Regions from separate parts of the Homo sapiens genome. Here region 2 is linked to region 1. Evidence: chromatin contacts called from ENCODE Hi-C or POLR2A ChIA-PET data. All regions are on one chromosome and are shown on one strand. Each heading gives the region's core, a stretch centred on a gene start or an enhancer-like site at or near the end of the contact. The rest is flanking DNA. Distances are from core to core; before and after follow the strand shown.

Region 1 (6,488 bases), core at 3,989-6,488:
CATCCCGCAGAGGGGGCAGCACCTGGGGAGGTGGCCATCCCTAAGCTTGGGCTTAGAGCAGCCAAGGGTCTGTGATCAGGGCCGAAACCACATCCCCCAGGAGCACCAGCTCCTCAGCCTTATACCTGGGCCTTCAGGAACTTCCTGGCTGGGCGGTGCATCCGGGCACATTCAGTCAGCACGCTCAGCACGGGAGCTACACTCTCCTTCAGCCTGTGTGTCTGTAGAGGATTCTCTGTCACTGGGGCTATGCCCCTGCCTAACTTGTGACTGGCACAGAGTTACACCTCCCCACCACCCCTTCCCACCAACATACACAACAGCTGGTCCTGGCGGCAGAGGTTTGGGAAGAGGCCCCTCTGCAGTTAGTCAGCAGAAGGCCAAGAGTGGGTGGTGGGTGTCTGTGTCACTTTTGAAAAGGACAGGGATAGAGCGTAACTCAGAGGTACTCGTAAGCTTTGTGACTTGGGAGAAATAACTGCTTTAAGTCTAATTACTTCAACTATAAACCAGAGCTGGGAAGAAAACACAAAGCAATTAAAGCTTTAGACTCGCACACACATTGCCCTCAGATGTTGGTGGCAAAAAGAAACGAGAACCGAATCCCCGCTCTGTGTACTTCGTGGACAGAGCAGGGAGTTCTTGACCCTCCTAGCATAATGTGCCTGGACCCCAGCACCAGCAGTGGCAGCGACGGGCACAGACAACCCCCTAGCTGTGTGTCCAGTGCCAGCTCCCTATCCTGACTGGCTCGCAGGCACCTTGTGTGTCCCTTGCTTAGGCAGGTAGATTCCCAGGAGGTCTACTAAATCTCGGTTTATTGTACTCCAGCCTGCTTTCTGCAAGCTCCTGGAAGATGGTTAGAGCCCCAGCTGTCCAGATGCCCTGTAGTGCAGTCACAGCAATCAGAAGGAAGCTTTGATCTGAGGTTCCTATGGGTCTCCTCAGGATGCTGAGGGACAACTATGCTTGTAATCAAGGGCTGCCTGTGTTTAAGACTTAAAAGTAGGGACTGGGGGGCTTCTCTGGACCACTCAGTAAAGATCCCCAAAGATTTAAGAAGTGAAACCTTCAAGTGTGTGGAAGGTGTCCACATGCTTCTCATGGAGGAAGGGTCTGGCTTCTTGCCAGGCTGGACCACAGAACAACCGGAAGAGTCGCCCATATCACACCACCAAGACAATCTCCACGTACCAGTGTGGACAGTGTGGAAGCACTGACCACATCTGTGCAGGAGAACCAGTGCCAGAGCCACTGGGGGAGCCTGCACAGCCATCCCCAGCCTACCTTGTGCAAACGCTTCTCTAGGAAGATGAGGAGGGCACGAATCACATCCATATTCACTCCCATGAACTCCGTGGAGTCTCCATGTGGCTCCAGGGTGAGGAGAACATCCAGACACTTGAGGGGCAAGTTCCCCAGGAGGTTCACTGCGTGGCTGGGGACAGATGGAGGTAGGGGTTTCAACAGGGCTAATCCCTGAGCACAGGTGCAATCTTTGTGACTCCGCTGAACCACACATTACATGAGCTGGCATCTGAGTCCCAAAGGGGCAGCGCTAGGGACCAAAGCCAAGGGCAGGGACTGATCTGAGAGGCACTGCCACTCAGCTGTACAGTGGGGTCCCCTGGGGAAGTGGGGGCACTGAGACACACTGCCTCCCCGACCCTGTCTGAGCCAAAGCGCCAGACCATCTCTGGAAACCCAGACCAGCCTAGGGGCAGGTAGACCAAAAACGGGGACAAGGAACCAATGTGCCCTAGTAAGTACCATACTGTTGCCACTACCCAAGGCCCAGTTGGCACATTCCTGCCCCCAAATTCATGGCTATGTCCAGTCTCACTCACCCAGACAACGTCAGACTCTCTAGGGTGGGGCCTGGGCTCTCAGGTGGTTCTGGTTCAGAGCCGGGGTTGAGGACGACCATCTAGACATGTGGGCACACTTCCCTCCCAGAAAAAGCCCCATTCTCACCCGTGGAACTCCTCTGTGCGGTCTCCAGCAGTAGCGATCATCACACAGTGCCGGAGAAGGGTCCCCAGGTGTCGGTAAAGGGCAGCGTCTTCCTGACCAAAGAAAGAAGGGTTCCTGTGAGGAGCCCCACTCATCCCACTGCTGCCTGCTGAGGCTCCACTGTCTGTTGCACTCCAGGACTGTGTGGCAATGACTGTGCACCTCCTGTACTGCATACCTGGTCCCCTGGGGTCTTCCTAGGTGACTCTGGGTAGTGCTGGGGGCAAAAGATGACCACTGCTGTCTTCCTAAAAACTCCATGAGTATTCTTCTAAGAGCACTTCCCTGATTAGGAATGCTAACACATACCTTAGGGATGAAGTCACACTCTGTCTCAGCCCCACTCACAGCCTCATGGTGGAGGATCTCTTACAGTCTCCCCAGACACCACACAGCCCTCCTGCCAGGCAGCAAGAGCCAGAAGGGGCCTCTACTTCCCTCAGAAGCCTTTCCTGAGGTCCCAGCCCAGAACTGGCATCTCCTTGGCCTTGTCCCAACAGGCTGGGAGGTCCTGTCCTCTCCATGTCTGACACCCAGAAACCTGAAGGTACCCAGTAGGAAGCAGGTCCAGGAAATGTTGGAGCTGAGTTGAGACCCATCCATGGGTTAAGGTCAGTGCTCACCTCGTCCACCTCCCCCTTGATGGAGTCCAGGGTGATGTTGAAGAGCACTTTGAGGATCTCCATGGCCCGCTCAGTCTCTTGGGAAGGAAGGAGCGTGGGTGGGGGGTTCCCTTCAGGAGTCACCCCCAGCGTCAGCTCCAGTGTGTCAGTTAGCAGGCGCACTCCTTTCAGCTCCTGAAACAGCTGCTGGCGCACATCGGTGCGGAGTGCCGTTAGCAGGAAGAGGAGCCGCAAGTCAAAGAACTGGACATCGTGGGGGAAGCTCCTCTCACGGTACAGCCCCACACGCTCTGTGAGCTTCACCACTAGGCGGGCCTCTGCTGCCAGCATCTGTGCCACAGGGCTGCTGAGCACGAGGTTGCACAGGCACTTGAGGGACTCCAGTACAACATCCATGTCTGCGGACTCTGGGACGGACCCCTCAGAGACAGAGATGTCAGCATAGCAGGCTAGTGCCTGCAGGCTCTGGCGGCTGGTGAACGGGTCCAGGCAGTTGCGGTCCCGGGACAGGATTCGGACACTCTGCAGCCAGATGACACGGTGGGAGGGTGGCAAGCCCTGTTCCAGGACGGAGACCAGCAGCTCCGCCAGTCTCTGTGGGCAGGGAGAAGAGCGGCTCCACCAGGCCCTTCTTCCTGGGGCCACCCGTCCCTGCCCCTTTACCCCTTGGGCCAGCACCCACCTTCCGGTCCTCCTGTTGGGCATCATCAAACGTGAAGCTCTGGGAGTGCTGCAGAGAGAACTAGTGAATTCAAATCCACAGAGGGGTAGGATCCGCGTCCGCTGATGCGGGCGGCCTATTGGCCTCTAACTCAGGCAGCAGCCACTGCTCAGAACGGATGGCAGGGTCGGCACTCGCCCCCATCCCTACACGCCTGCCACCCAACGGGTGCACCCCCACTCTCCCCGCAACACTGCATCCCAGACCTGCCCCCCGCACCCCGCCGCGTCCCCTACGCTTGCTGACACAGCCTCTGCCTCACCCACGCCCTCCCTGCTACCCGCGCACGACCCTGCCCCACCCCCTCCGTGCCCGCCCCCCGGCCTCAGGCGGCCGCTTACCTCCTGGTTGTATGACCGCAGAGCTTCCATAATCACATCCTCCTCACCCGTCTCCACGGCTTCTGCAACCGCCCGGGGCTCCATGGCGCGCCGGGGAAGGCGGGACGGGCCCTTCCTCAGCCGTTCCGGGCCGCAGTTCGCCGGCCCCGCCCTGGCCCAGAAAGCCCCGCGCCAGCGCGCGGGGGAGGCCGGGACGGGGCGCGGCGTCTGGTGGCGCTTTAACGGGGCGCAGCGTCTGGTGGCGCTTTAAGGGGGCGCGGCCTGAGGCAGAACTGGCGGCTCGGAGGTTTTAAGACCCGAGTCGAGGGGCTGAGTCGCTCTGAACCGAACTGACCCCTCTCCTTGTGACCCGCGCTTCTTGGGCCAGAAGTTCCAACAGGAAACGATCTCAGCCCCCACCGTGCCCTGCCACACACACAGTGACGCCCCTCGAGCTCCACAGAACCGATGGGATGTAGAGGGGAAAGCCGAAGTGGAAAGGAATTTTCAGTCCTGGGCCATTGGGTTCGTTAGGCGTTTGCTGGGGAATGCAGGCGAACGGGATTCCCAGGTCCCTGCCTTTGTGGAGCTTATGTTCCAGAGGGGAAGGGGGACAAGGAAAAACAAAAGGACACGAGGCGGTCACAGGGCTGTGCTTCAAAAGAAGCAAAAGGCGACTGCTGGGCTGCAACGGGCTGTGAGGAAGTGCTGTTTTTGCTGACACCGGACGGTGGGAAGTGAGCCGGGAAAAGACTGGAGGAGCCACTCCAGGCAGAAGGAGCAGCACTTGCAAAGGTGGAGGGGCCGAGAGAAAGGGGAGCAACCCAGTCTGGCCTGGACTCAGTTCCCTCTTGAAAAGCAAAGATCCTGCGTGTCCGTTTCAGTGGCCGTCATGAGGATTCAGTGACGCACAGGAAGCGCGATCCACTCGCTCTTCTAACAAGTGCCCGGGAGCAAAGGCGTCTACGGCCCCCAGTCCCCGCGCCGCCTCCCAGTCTCTCTCCCGGCTTCACTTTCCTGTAGTGCGTTCTGTACGGCTGTATTCGACGCGGCGCGCACTCGCAGGCACGAGCGAGGCGCCGATCTCCACTTGACAGAGGAGGCACCCCTGCCCCCACCACACCCAGTGCTCCTCGCGGGCTTCTGCCCGAGGGGTCTGCTCCTTCCTCATGACCCGCCTGTGAATCCTTCCTAACCGTTAGGACCTAACCCACAGAAGCGTCTTTCCACCACCATCGTCTAGGCACTGAGCAAGCAAACGGCCCCGCCCCGCCCCACGTTCACAGGAACACCAAACGTCACATCCGCGGTGCTGCTGTAATCCCAGCACCTTGGGAGCCCGGCAGGCGGGGGCTGCAGTGAGCTGAGATCGCGCCACTGTCTGCGCGACAGTGCTGAAAATAAGCCACAGATATGCCCATCGCTTCCGCGCCCGGCAGTTCCCCACCCTCGGCCCTAAGCCGGAAGTCAGCGAGCCCGAAGCGGAAGGGGCTGGGCTATCTAGGGGCGTGGTCGGTGCGGAGGCGGGGCCATCGCTAGCTGGGGGCGGGGCCGGAAGCTCTTTCCCCGCGACTGCGCCACGTCTGAGGCGGCTGTGGCCGCGTCGGTGTCCGCGTCGAGGAGCCGGGGCAGGGCACGATGGCGGACTGGGCTCGGGGTGAGCGCGGGAGAGCGGAGCCGTTGGGGGCAGGGCCGGGCCGAAACCGACGCCGCTGCCTGTAGAGCCGCGTGCGCCTGCCTCTGGCCCAGCTGGGGTGACCTCGGCCGAGAGGACCCTGTCAGGGGGGCGGATTCGGATCCTTCCGGGTCCGAGCAGGGCCGGGTTTCGGCCGGCACTGCCGTTAGGACCGAAGGCGCGCGTGGCGGCCCAGCAGCTCCAGCGAGGGGTCGCGCAGCAGCGGGGTCTCCCCACTCCCCGCCGCCCCCTGTGAGATCGTTCTGCATGGGTTCGGGGTGAGCGGGAGTCGGCATTCGACAGGTCCCGAGGCCAGGCCCTAGGAGTAGAGGCTGTGCTCCGCTGGTGTCCAAGCAGGACTCTTACTTTGGCCTCGGTGGCCCCATTTCCCCTCCTGGAGCCCGTGTTCTTGTCTGCAAAGTGGGATATTGATGCCTGTCTCTGTGAGGTGTTATGATGATTAAAGGAATTTATAAATATGAAGTGGCTGGAAGGACGCTGGCATCCCTTCCTGACACTGAAGCTAGGGAGGAGGTGGTTCTCACGCACCTGATGTGACAGAACTTCCTTATCCCCTGGCCCAGCCTGTCACAGGCCAGGCCTCTGCGAGCACTCTGCCCTGGGTGTTGCAGGAAGCCCCATGCGGGATGCAGACCAAGGATCCCGCTCCTGGTCGACCTCAGCTCCCGTCTCGGGGAAATTGGGAACTTTGCTCAGCCATTTTCTGTGCGGTAAAGGGCCTTCCCAATGTTCTGTCCTGGTTCCTTGCCACCTCTTCAGGACCTAGCTCAAAGGTCGTCTCTGCAGGAGCCTTTCTGCTGCCTTGCTGGGTACTTTTCCCAAGTCTTTTCTATGCTCTTAGCAGAGTTTACTCTTTTTCTATAAGAATGGGCTCCACATACACAGATGGTGACCTCCCTGGATGCAAGTGTCACATCATACTAGCACCCCAGGGCTGGGTCCAGTTTTTGCTACACAGTCTCAGAAGGTGCTGGTTGGACCGAACCCATTGTGGGTGCTTGCCCATCCCCACCTTGATGTGTACACAGGACATGTGTTCACATGACAGGCCCTTACACACATCGTCCTTTATGCAGCCTGTCTCATGTGCAAGATTCACCTGCTGGAACCTTGGT
Region 2 (6,522 bases), core at 2,827-5,326, 520 kb before region 1:
TGATTTTGGTTCACTGCAACCTCTGCCCCCTGGGTTCAAGTGAGTCTCCTCCCTCAACCTCCCAAGTAGCTGGGATTACAGGCACGCGCCACCATGCCCGGCTAATTTTTGTATTTTTAGTAGAGATGGGGTTTCACCATGTTGGCCAGGCTAGTCTCGAACTCCTGACCTCAGGTGATCCACCTGCCTCGGCCTTCCAAAGTGCTGGGATTACAGGCGTGAGCTGCCGCGCCTGGTATCCACTGCTTTTGAAGTTTTGTACAGAAAATTCTTCTTCCCCTTTGTCACATGGATATCCTGGCATCTTCTGTGAACTTGGTCGTTTTGCCTCTCATGACGTCTAGTACTGCTGGGGCTGGTTCAGCTTTGTGGGGTTAGTGGGGGTCCCTGTTGTGTTTCTCCACACATTTTCCCAGCACCACTCTCACCACCTTCCTGGGTAACGGGTGCCCCGGGCTGGGACCATGGCATCCCCGCAGGTGTGAGGAACATCTTACTGTACGTGCTGCTGTGTCAACCTCTTGGGAAATCAACCGTTTTGTAATTTTTTTTTTTTTTAAAGAGACAGCCCTTCCTAAATGGCATGGGAAGCCCCTCTTGGGTTCTGCGGGGCCTGACTGGGCACGGGCGGACAGGGCCAGCTGTGGGGGAGGACAGAAGGGGAGCAAGCGCCACAAAGACATGCTTGTCCCGAGACAGACGGGCCTTGTTGGTGGAGATATTTGCTTGTGGCTACTGGTGGCCCCACTGGCAGCTCAGGCCACCCACCCTGAGGTCTGATGTTCAAAGCCCCGCCCTCCCTCCTCGCCCAGTGTGGACTCTCCCACACTCACGGCCAGACCCTCGGCAACCCTGGCCCCACCAGGGCCAGCACCAGCAGACCCTCCTTCTTTCTGTGGACCTGCCTGATGGGGAAGTGGGTAGGGAGGCCGGGGAGGGAGTGAGTGGTTAAGGACACGTTGGAACTAAGAGAGATTGCATGTTAACCCCAGCCCCTGCCCCAAACTCGGGCCTCGAGCAGGTGACCTGGCCCCTCTACGGGTCATTCTTATCCACGCCTGCCTCACGGGGCTGCCACTGGGGCCTCCGGAGGCCGCGGGCAGCACTCAAAACACCACAGGCCCCCAAGAGTGATGCCCTCAGGGCAGGAAGGGGGGCAATCCTCACCCCTGGGGCGGGTGGCCAGAGAGGACACAGAGAGCCAGCCCACCCGATGCCAGGTGACCCTGTGCCCATCACCAGGCCGGTGAGGTCGGTGGTCCCATCTGCTCTTGAGGGGGGTCTCAGGAGGTGGCAGGAAGCCCCTTGGAAGAAACGGGAGGTAATTTCTGGAAGCCCAGAGGTCCGAGCAGGCAGCTGGGGCCAGGGTGCCTCGGACTCAGGGCTCCTGGGGTGGGAGCCTGCTTGGGGCCTAGGGCTGGGATCTGGGGGCTGGAGTCTGGGGGTCTGGCTTCCTGGGGCTCCTCAGCTGTGCAGGTGGCAGAGTGGGGCACAGCAGGTAGGGGGCTCTAAATGGGGCTGGGGGAGGTGGACAGGGAGAAGGCTGAAGAAGCAGGTGTAGATCTGGGGCCCTCAGAAGCTGAGCAGCCCAGCCTGGAGGCTGCATATGAAGCCCAGACCATCCTGGTGGAGGAAGGGTCCTGTTGCTGGGAGTGGTTGGGGAGTGGGCAGCCTCCCTCACTTCCAAGGACTGGCATCCTGGGGCCCACAGAGGCCCCTTTTGGAGCAGATATAGCCCCGGTGCCTATCCCCGTCCTGAGGTGGTGGCTCAGCAGGCAGCGGGAGCTGCAGGTTGCAGGGAGGAGGGCCGGTGCCCCCATCCCTCCCCTTTTCCTCTTGGACCTGTCTCTCTCACTGCAGGGTCCATCTGACAGGGTGGGGGGGCCTCTTCCGGGGGCCTGGAGGAGTGGTGGTGGCCATCAAGCCCGGGTCGTGGCTCAGAGGGCACCAGACAATCCCTGCTGCCCCGACCAGACACTGTGGTTAAGACTTGGCCTAGTGTGGCCTGAGCTGTGAGTCAGGGCTTCTGTGGCCTGGTGTCCAGGCCTGGCTGGGTGGTGGACCAGGCAAGGGACACGCCCCCCCCAGCCCAGCCCCACAGTCGCCCCTGCCCAGGCCAAGACCCCAGGACTGTGTCCCCGGATGCTCCGCACCAGGGTTGGGTTCACGGCTGCTATGGGGACACATGGTTGTGGGTTGCCCCCTGCCACCAATCCAGGGCGAGGGCACCCCTGGCGGCCACTCACGGCAGCACATGGAGCGGCCGGCAGAGGGCACCAAAGGCCCCTCCAAGGGTGCGGCTCAGGTGGACCGCCCATCTGGCGGTCAGGTGCCCCTCCCACGCAGGGTGCTGAGTGTGGCCTGCTCCCCCTTCTTGGGAGCCTCCGTCAGCCTGGGCTAAGATCTCCAAATCCAGTTTCAGCCTTGCCCTCTGACTCATGGCCCTCCTGGGGCCTGCCGACCGTCTGGCCGAGCTGGCTCTGTCCCCACCGCTCCCACTAGGGTTGTGCCCAGCGAAAGCCGGGCTTGGATGACACGCTTTGGGCCTTCTGGTCGCTGGGCCTGGGAGGGCCACAGGAAGAGAAGTGGGCAGGGTCCCCTCTGGGCTCAGGGGCAGAGCAGCCTGGCGGACGGCCAGCCCTCTGCCCGGCACTGCTTAGAAAAGGTGCAGTTTCCGGGGGCTCCAGGACCCACTCCGACTCCCAGAGAACTGAGACACACGGCTCCTGGGAGACTTAACTGGTTTAATTGCTTAGCCCTGGTGCCTCAGCCACCTCTCATCTGTAGGGTGAGACTCAAGTCCAGGCACCAAGACACACCAGCACCCCCAACACCATGCGGGGATCATTGGCCTGAAACTTGGCCAGAGAAAGCTCCAGTCCTGGGCCTGTAAGAGTGGGCGCTGGGAGTGTCTGAAGCCGGCACGGTGTCCCCTGCGTTGTCGGCCCTTGCAGGTGAAGTGTGTGTCGTTCCCCCACTTTCCCCCGAATGGCACCCACGGCCTCCTGCTGGAGCCCCTCCCGGGCCCCCCTCAGGGAGCAGAACTCTGCGTGTGTGCGAGGTTCAGCCTGGCCAGCCTGGAGCTCCAGCTCACCCTGGGGTGTGGATGGATGTAGAAGTGGGTGGGGATGGGGGAGCATCACAGGGGCCAGGACCCCCCAGGTGCACAGGGGAGGCCAGAGAAAGAGGCCCCAGCCCCAGGGAGTTCTGTGGCCTCAAGAGAAGGTGGACAAGGGGCTGGCACCACCAAGCAGCAGGTTTGGCTGAGATTAGTCTTGGTGTGGGCTGAGGCCTTGGGTACTGTTTGGCCTAAGGATGGGCGTTGTGCCTCCAGACAGGGGCAGGGACCTCTAGCCAGCACCACACCCCCTCCGTGTCCTTGATACAAAATACATACACATATAAAAATAATACTCCATGCATTGTGGGTGGGCTTCCCCTCCGCAGGCCCCAGCCCAAGGCAGCTGGGCCTAGCTGTCCTCCCCCCTCCTCTGATTCATGGAATGAAACTTGTTCATGAGTTCTTCCAGCTCCGACCCACTTTGCTGCTTCTAGGGAGGAGAAATGGGGGCATCCTCAGCCGGGGGTCCCACGTGTCTGGGTGCCGGCCTCCCCCTTGCTCTGCGACCCCAGGAACGGGCGGGGGAGAGGAGGGCGCAGGGGCAGGAGGGGCGTGGCGCCGGAGCGCAGGCGGGCTCACCTCCAGGAAGGCCTTCTGCATGGTGAGCTGGCTGTACACGCGGACGCCCTCCTCGCCGCACACTTTCTTCAGCTCCTCCTTGTTGAGGGAGAAGAGCTGCGGCCCGGTCAGGATGCCCAGGTTCTCCACGATCCTGGGGGCGGGCAGTTGGGCGTCAGGGCCGCGCTGTGAGCGAGGCTGCCTGGCGCCCGCCCCGACAGCTGCGCACCTTCGGCCGCACCTCCCACCCCTCGCCCGGGCCCCAGCTCATCCCCCGCCCCCGCTCACCGCGGGCTGAAGGCCTTGGCTTCCAGCCAGGCGCGGACCTCGTCCGGACCCGACTCGTAGGTGAGCGGCTGGCTCACGGGCTGGCTGCGCTCCACGCGGAAGTGCCTCTGTGGCTGCGCCCTGATGTTGCTGATTTTCCGGATGAGCTCGTCGTTGACCTCGTCCATGTGCTGCATGAGCTCTGAGGGGGCGCGCGACTCAGGCCCGCCGCTGCCTTGCCCCTGCCCCCGCCCCCGGCCCAGGGACCCCCCCCACACTTCCTCCCCCAGGTGGCCCTGGGCCCGGGACCCCCGCCTCGAAGCAGCAGCTCTCACCGTCTTTGTTCCCCGGGAAGCTTGGGGGTAGCTTGTGGGTCGGGCTGGCGGGGCCCCAGTACTTCTGACCGGCCTGCGGGGGCGGGGGGCGATTAGGCTCCCCACGCCCCGCCCCCGCCTCCCAGCACCTGCCCGGGACCTCCCCACCCCGCCAATCCCCCTACAGCCCCGGCCTGCGGACCAGCCCTTTCCTTCTGCCCAGGGAGCCCTGCACCTGCCCCAGTCTCTCCAGCCGCGGGGCTGGCCTTGGGGCGGGGCTAGGCGCAGGCGGGGCTGCTCCAGGAAGCTGGGGGCTGCGACCCCAGGGACCCCCGCGGGCTCACCTGCTCGAACGGGGCGCCGGCGTCCTCCGGTCGCGCCTCGCCTAGGATGTTGCAGGGCACGTACCCCGCCTGGCCGCTGCGGCTGCGCAGCTTCCACCACTGCCGGCCGTCCTCCAGCACCTGCGGGGCGCGCCGTCAGCCCCTCCCCACACCCAGGCTCTGCGGGGCTGGGACCACCCGCTGGCGCCGCTTTACAGAGGTCGGGAGCGCCCTAGGGTCTCCCGGAGCCCCGCTTCGCTCCATTCTCTCCGCACCCCTGTTTCCACCCCTCCATCCCTCGCTGGGCTGCTCCTCCCCCACCCTGCCTCAAGGAGTCTGGGGGACCCTTTTTTTCTCGGAGACAGGGTCTCACTCTGCCGCCCAGGCTGGAATGCAGTGGTGCAATCACTGCCCACTGCAGCCTCGACCTCCTGGGTTCAGGCGATCCCCCCACCTCAGCCTCCAGAGTAGCTGGGACCACAGGCACACACCACCACATCCAGATAATTTTTATGTTTTTTGTAGAGATGGGGTTTTGAGGTGTTGCCCAGGCTTGTCTCGAACTCGTGGGCTAAAGGGATCCTCCCGCCTTGGCCTCCCAGTGCTGCGGTTACAGGCGTGAGCCGCCGAGCCAGGCTGTGGATGTGGCCCACTCCCCCCTAGCCTGCTCCACTTTCTGTCCCCCAGTGGGTGGCCTGGATTCCGGCTGGCAGATGCGGCCAGTGCAGATGTGGGGGCTCCTGGGTGGGTGTGAATGACAGGCCCCCGCTGAGTCCACGTGGTGCAGATGCTCCCCCCAGCCTGGCACAGGGGTCTCTGCATGCCTTTGGGGAGCCCCAAGATGGGAAGGCCCCTCCAACAGGCTGGGGATCCTGATCAGAGTCCAAGGGCGGGGACCCTGGAGAAAGGGGCCAGCAGCTGTGCCCCGTCCTGGCATCACCCAGCCTGGCCCTAGACCGCTCCCCACCTCCCCTGGTAGCCCCTCCCTTGAAGCCCTGCCCTGTTTCCCCCTCTTGGACCCCGTCCTCCAGCCCCTCACCTCTAGGACCTCATCCTTGAGCACCGATAGCTCGTTGGCATTTCGGGCTGTGAAGTCATACAGGATCTTGACGTACTTGGCCATGGCTGGTGTTGGCTGGTAGCCCCTGTGAGGAACAGGAGGGGCTGAGGCCCAGTCTGGTGGGGGTCTCCTCTGAGACCTGGGCAGTGGCTGGGGGGCAGCAGCTTCCCAGGTGCACGACTGGCTGCCTCTTTTCTGTTCTGGAGGTCACCGTGGAGAGAGGCTGCAGGCAGCGTCAGCCCGGAATGGAAACTGTGACAGCCCCAGAGCTTTGGGGCCCTGCGTGGAGGCGGGGCAGGCAGGAGGTGGGCGTGGCGCAGGGGCCTGTGGTACAGCAAGGCTGGCCCATCCCAGGCCACCTCAGGGGTCTCCAGTCCGGCACCCCAGGGGAACCAGAGCCAGGGGCGTTCCTGGGAAACGCCAGGGTCACAGCTCCCCGCAGCTGGCCAGTGAGGGCCAGCATGTCTTCAGAGCCGTGGCCCCTCTGAGGACTGAACACAGCCCAAATGGTCCAGTGGAGGACGGGTCTCAAGCTCCTCTCTGTGGGGTGGGACCTGCACCTCAAAAGCGCGGGGGGGCTGGCCCTGGCTGAGGGGTCCTGGCTTTGGCATGTAGCAGGCCTGTGGCTGTCACCTGGCCAGGCCGTCCATCCTGGTCAGTGTGGCCCTGGTCATCAGGGCAGCTCCCGTGTCCAGGTGCTCAGGGAAATGAAGTGGCCATGGACTGTCAGGACATGGCCAGGGTGGACAGACCAGGAGCTGAAGTCAAAGGGTGGAAATGTTTTTAAGTGTGGTCCTAGGCCAGGGACCACGGGAGCCAGGCTGACACTGTGGGTGAGGGGAGGCCATGCTTGCTTAGAAGATGGATTGCTGGCCCCTC

What was found. Hi-C counts contacts between places; a loop is a spot of excess contacts on that map. ChIA-PET counts read pairs that join two places held with the same protein, here RNA polymerase II (POLR2A). Pooled maps may share reads with other maps.
Region 2: a loop to region 1 is called in a pooled map, with 6 times the contacts of the local background. The contact joins the enhancer-like site here to the promoter of BET1L in region 1. A Hi-C loop is called at or near these places in 1 of 37 single-sample maps with no recorded cell type and 7 of 50 pooled maps. POLR2A ChIA-PET finds 5 or more read pairs at or near these places in 1 of 52 experiments (CD4-positive, alpha-beta T cell).

Annotation. Positions count from the first base shown.
Region 1 is chr11:206,149-212,636 of GRCh38, reverse strand. BET1L (Bet1 golgi vesicular membrane trafficking protein like) reads left to right here and starts at 5,238. Exons shown (of 4, transcript NM_001098787.2): 1 at 5,238-5,334. The coding sequence starts at 5,316. It overlaps RIC8A (RIC8 guanine nucleotide exchange factor A), which reads right to left and starts at 4,929. Exons shown (of 10, transcript NM_001286134.2): 1 at 3,699-4,929; 2 at 3,319-3,366; 3 at 2,637-3,230; 4 at 1,975-2,066; 5 at 1,288-1,438; 6 at 126-221; 7 at 1-22. The coding sequence starts at 3,782. MIR6743 (microRNA 6743) reads right to left here and starts at 3,301; the gene lies at 3,231-3,301. RefSeq lists enhancers at 3,723-4,342, 4,318-4,487, 4,343-4,964, 5,511-6,012, 6,323-6,488 and 1 more and silencers at 3,547-3,656, 3,727-4,016, 4,017-4,215, 5,277-5,396, 5,507-5,566.
Region 2 is chr11:723,930-730,451 of GRCh38, reverse strand. It overlaps EPS8L2 (EPS8 signaling adaptor L2), which reads right to left. Exons shown (of 21, transcript NM_022772.4): 16 at 5,623-5,728; 17 at 4,605-4,724; 18 at 4,282-4,354; 19 at 3,968-4,148; 20 at 3,701-3,833; 21 at 2,725-3,551. The coding sequence ends at 3,471. Among named protein-coding and RNA genes, the nearest start is that of TALDO1, 20 kb to the left of the region's middle. RefSeq lists silencers at 2,036-2,125, 3,727-3,916, 4,397-4,696 and an enhancer at 2,360-3,265. Within about 2 kb of position 4,076, at least 17 of the 41 ENCODE cell types and tissues checked have a DNase peak (open chromatin) inside an H3K27ac peak, as active enhancers do.